Linked DNA regions of Homo sapiens: region 1 is linked to region 2. A link is an interaction called in ENCODE POLR2A ChIA-PET data of the cell type or tissue named here. Cell type or tissue: Caco-2. All regions are shown on one strand. Region 1 holds the start of VSTM5 (V-set and transmembrane domain containing 5). Region 2 overlaps TAF1D (TATA-box binding protein associated factor, RNA polymerase I subunit D).

Region 1 (2,500 bases), 110 kb before region 2:
GCCCAGGCTGCAGTGCAGTGGCGCTATCTCGGCTCACTGCAAGCTCTGCCTCCCGGGTTCACGCCATTCTCCTGCCTCAGCCTCCCGAGCAGCTAGGACTACACGCACCCACCACCACGCCCGGCTAATTTTTTTTTTTGTATTTTTAGTAGAGACGGGGTTTCACTGTGTTAGCCAAGATGGTCTCGATCTCCTGAACTCGTGATCCGCCCGCCTCGGCCTAGCGGTTGCTCATTTTTTGCAGCCCCCACCCCTTGCTAGGATTTCTAAACAGGTGCCCACATCCTTGTATCCCCAGCACTTAACACAGTGCCTAGCTTCATTCCACCGGTTTATTTGAGTGACTGCCATGTGCGAGGCTCTGTGCAAATAAAGCAGGCGATTGGTGAACATTTCCTGGATGGATGGAGGGATGGATGGATGGACTGATGGGTGGATAGATGGATGGATATCATCACTGTGCAGTGGTTCCCATCAGGGCAGCCTGAGTCTCCCCACCCCCTCCCCTCATCCCTCTCACTCCAGGCTGTCATTTCACTTTCCTAAAAGCCTTCCCTTTGCCCATGATGCCAATGACTAGCTCTGTCCTGAAGCAATAGCTAGTACTTTCCCTCCTTCCTGCCACCTAGCATCCAGCCGAACCTTGAATCAATACCAGTAAAATGGGTGTGAACGGAAGGAGGCTGCTCATTATTTGCCATTATTTACCTCTGAGTCTGTGCATTCCCATTCCTTCCCATATTAATTCTCTCCCGCGCAACACCCCCCCCCCCCCGCCCCCCCATCCTTGGGAACTGGTTCAACCAGAGTACAACCAGCTCATCTGCATCTGGCCCTAAAGAACCTGCGGCAGCCAGAGGCGGAGGAAGAGAGAAGGCTGCATAGGAGCTGCAGCGCGGTGCGGCCAGCACACACCCCGGCCCGCGAGGCCCCGGGCTCGCCCATGAGGCCTCTGCCCAGCGGGAGGAGGAAGACCCGAGGCATCTCCCTAGGACTCTTCGCCCTCTGCCTGGCCGCAGCCCGCTGTCTGCAGAGTAAGCTCCGGGGGACGCCCCGGGTGCTGGGGGAGCGGGAATGGGTAGGGGGGCACGGGCGGGGCCCCGGGGTCTAGCAGCGGCCCCCCTGGCCCTCGCCCACCTTGTCCGGCTGAGGGCGCGCGGTGAGCTCGGCTGGCAGGCACCGCGCCGCTTCCTCGTGGGGCTGGGCGAGGCCTGGAGACCCGGCGCCGACCGTAGCGGGAGGGGCTGGGCAAAGCAGAGGCTACCGGCCGCGGCGCCCCGGCCCACTTCGGGGCGCCCGCCCCACCCGGCGAGCCCGGCCTACGGTTATCAGAGCTGGAAGGTGGCCCAGAGATAACCGGCTCCCAGCCCTGTGGCCGCCGCCTCTGCAACATTTTTTATTTCTTTTTCCTGGAATAACCAGATTGCAGTCCGTGCGCCGCCCCCTACTGTGGGGACCCCTCCATGGCCTTCCTGGTCATCTCCCAGGAGAATAATCAGGCCTCCTTATCAGTCAGACGAACCCACAGCAGCCTGCTCCCGTGAGAAAAACGGTTCTGGGGTTTGGGTTGGGCGTTGTGGCCTGAAGTCCCCAGGCTGGAGGTGGTCCTCGCGACCAGCGCACTGAGTAGATTTGCTTTGGATGGCCGGACCCGGAATCCCCAGCCTGGTGAGCCTGGATGCGAAGCGTAGTCCCAGAGGCTCTCTTGGACACAAACAACAGATCTTAGCACAGTTTTACTTTCTCATTTAATCATTACCATTCGCACTCCCATCTTACACATGGGCCAACTGAGGTTTAGAGAATGACAGAGCAGGGCCGCTGGAGGTGAGAGGCCTTGTAGTAAGAGCCAGCACTTATTAAGCATTTATGCATTCACCATCCCTCAGACTTTACAAGACCTCTCTCATTTAGTCCTTAGGGCAACCCTAATAAACTACTCTTATTCCTGTTTCACAAGTGAGGAAACTGAGGCACAGAAATGTTATAAGCCAATCGCAGGGGCTCATGCCTGTATTCCCAGCATTTTGGGAGGCCGAGGCCAGCGGATCCCTTGAGTCCAGGAGTTCAAGACCAGCCTGGGCAACATGGCAAACTGTCTGTAGTAAAAATATGAAAAAATTAGCTGGGTGTGGTGGCCTGTGCCTGTAGGCCCAGCTACTGGGGTGGGCGGCGGGGGAGCTGAGGTGAAAGGATCACTTAAGCCCAGGAGATTGAGGCTTCAGTGAGCCCTGATTGTGCCACTGCACTCTAGCCTGGGGAACAGAATGAGACCTTCTCCAAAGCGAAAGAAAAAGAAAAGAAGAGAGAGAGAGAAAAAATAATATTATGTTAACTTATACAAGGTGACTGAACGATCTAACATTTTTGACCTTTACACCTCTCTGGCTAGAACCCAGCTGCAGAGGTTGCAAATCTCAGAAACCCAGTAAGACAGAGGCATGTTCCTCTGGCAGCTATGGATCAAGAAAACAGTTGGTTGTTAGTCTCGAGCAGGTGG
Region 2 (2,500 bases):
TCCCATTTTTAGAATCAGAGAATGAAAAAAACGCACCTTGGAGAAAAATTTTAACGTTTGAGGTGAGTCAGCATTTTACATACATGGCTACACATAACTCAAGATGCCCAAAATGATTTGTTGGCCAATTTAGAATTGTCTCAGATATACTGGGAACAGACTGTCTGCAATTTTGATACTCTTCTATACTGACTTACCCCTAAAGTCCACCCTATCCTTCAACTGAATCTTGACTTGTATCTCTTAATATAACTACACTTTGCCATATTTAAAAGATAGTGCTCCAAGGCTCTTTGTATAAAATCCTTTGATCTTATCCCATCTCAGGTCTTTAAACACAACCCTAAAACTCAGTGGGGATAATAAAAGCTCACATAACTTGAAATTACTTTTGCAGTAACCTAAACTAAAACCACACATGCCTTATGTTCAGTGGATATATTCTTAAGGCCTAGATGTTTCTAAGCCAATTATCTGAAAAATACGCTAATACTTAGGAGTAGACTTTTTTAAATATTTGAGAGTTGTATGTTGAATGAATTCAGAATTAATTTATGATCCCTTGCCAGAACCTGAAATTTTATTTGGGAGGATTAATACATGTTAATCTCTTCAGTTAATCTCTTAAGTTTAAGGTGATTATAGTAAACATTAGAAATCTTATTCCTGTTTTTACATTTTAAAATGCCTTTAGTAAGTCCCAGACATGACAAGATATGTACTTCACTTTTCCATGTTACCAGCTTAGGTAAATTCATAATTGTAATGTGAATTTTAATAATCAGCATTTGATAAGTCCACAAGTGGGGAGTAGTTAAGATAGCAAATTCAGAGTCTTTGCTAAGGGGGGGCATTGCCCTTTTTGAACATAGGCACCTGCTGGGTCTTAAAAATAAAATCTCGACATACTTATGGTGTTTTTAATATATAGCAAGCTGTTGCAAGAGGATTTTTTAACTATATTGAAAAACTGAAGTATGAACACCACCTGAAAGAATCATTGAAGCAAATGAATGTTGGTGAAGATTTAGAAAATGAAGATTTTGACAGTCGTAGATACAAATTTTTGGATGATGATGGATCCATTTCTCCTATTGAGGAGTCAACGTAAGTGGAATCATATGAAATACTTTGGTAATAGGTTATAAATTAAATTTCTATGTTAATTGCTTCATATTTTGCCTTTAATATAGTTATACTTAAATAATGAACAAAGATACAGAGTATGACAATTGGGATTATTACAGTTGAGCCAAGCTTGGCACACCGTTCATCTAGAATTCTCCAGAACACAAAATTCTCAAATTTTGTGTTTCCTTTGACTAGTATTGCAGTTTCAGTTATATTTCAGAGTGGAATATACAACTAATTAGGTCATCGAAGATTCTGTCATCTCGATGATAAATTTTAATATTACAGAGCAGAGGATGAGGATGCAACACATCTTGAAGATAACGAATGTGATATCAAATTGGCAGTAAGTGACTTATTTTTTTCCTATTCCATTTTGGGAAGGCAGGAGTTGGTTGATACAGAAGGAATTATATTTAGTTTTTCTCTTACACTTCATTTAACTTTTGAAAAGCTCTATAAGTTTACTGCAGGAAATGCAAGAAGGAAAATAATTTTTTAGAGACTTGATAAAGAACATGGGGTTTTCAGTACTATTTTTAATAAGTAGCATTCTGATACATATTATTGCTAGTTAGGATGTCAAATGAAAAAATAAGCAATGTTAATTTGGATTTTTAACATCTACATGTAGTCTCTAGGTTATCTGAAGTAATCCAGGGCATTCAGCTATATGTAATTACTAAACTATTTGAGTTATTGCTTAATCCATGATTTTTTGTTTGTTTTATGCAGGGGGATAGTTTCATAGTAAGTTCTGAATTCCCTGTAAGACTGAGTGTATACTTAGAAGAAGAGGATATTACTGAAGAAGCTGCTTTGTCTAAAAAGAGAGCTACAAAAGCCAAAAATACTGGACAGAGAGGCCTGAAAATGTGACAGGATCATGAATGTCAAAGGTGAAGCATATAGAAAAAACGACTTCATAGAAATGAATAAAGATAAATGTGGATATATGTACCAGTCTGGTGGTGAAGAAATTCTGAAACCCAGAACTTTATAACAAGAAAAAAAATTTTTAACCCTGTGAAGAAGTTTGTGAAAGAAACTTGTGAAGTAGTAATAATTAGAAAAAAAACCATTAAAACACCAGAGAAAATACATAGAAAAATTTGAGAAATTGTCATTTGATTTCTGAATAAGAGCTTACAGGTGTCCTGTGAGTATTGAAACAATGAAATGTAGTGATTTTAATTTTGAAAAGAAAATCTTAAAGTAACTTGACACCCAACCATCTTGAAGAGGGGATTTGAAATGCTGTAATTTTATCCCAGCTTTGTTCAGCCATGACAAGTGACCTGTCAGATGCTTAGTATTGTAATAACCTCATTTCCCTTTCCAAATTTAGAGTATCTTTAATACTATTTTT

Evidence for each region. Peaks named below come from ENCODE experiments on the same cell type or tissue, not always from the same donor. Only the 100,000 strongest peaks of a DNase experiment are listed, where the experiment ranks them.
Region 1: POLR2A ChIA-PET joins it to region 2 with 11 read pairs; 6 of 35 experiments call an interaction of 5 or more read pairs at or near these places.

What each region holds. Positions count from the first base shown.
Region 1 is chr11:93,848,946-93,851,445 of GRCh38, reverse strand. VSTM5 (V-set and transmembrane domain containing 5) reads left to right here and starts at 828. Exons shown (of 4, transcript NM_001144871.2): 1 at 828-1,034. The coding sequence starts at 944. In Caco-2, no CTCF peak of the experiment used is centred here; DNase peaks (open chromatin) are centred at 945 and 1,326; H3K4me3 peaks cover 1,182 bases.
Region 2 is chr11:93,735,671-93,738,170 of GRCh38, reverse strand. TAF1D (TATA-box binding protein associated factor, RNA polymerase I subunit D) reads left to right here. Exons shown (of 6, transcript NM_024116.4): 3 at 1-62; 4 at 932-1,107; 5 at 1,420-1,477; 6 at 1,867-2,500. The coding sequence ends at 2,010. Among named protein-coding and RNA genes, the nearest start is that of SNORA40, 1.7 kb to the right of the region's middle. RefSeq lists an enhancer at 1-253. In Caco-2, no CTCF peak of the experiment used is centred here; no DNase peak of the experiment used is centred here.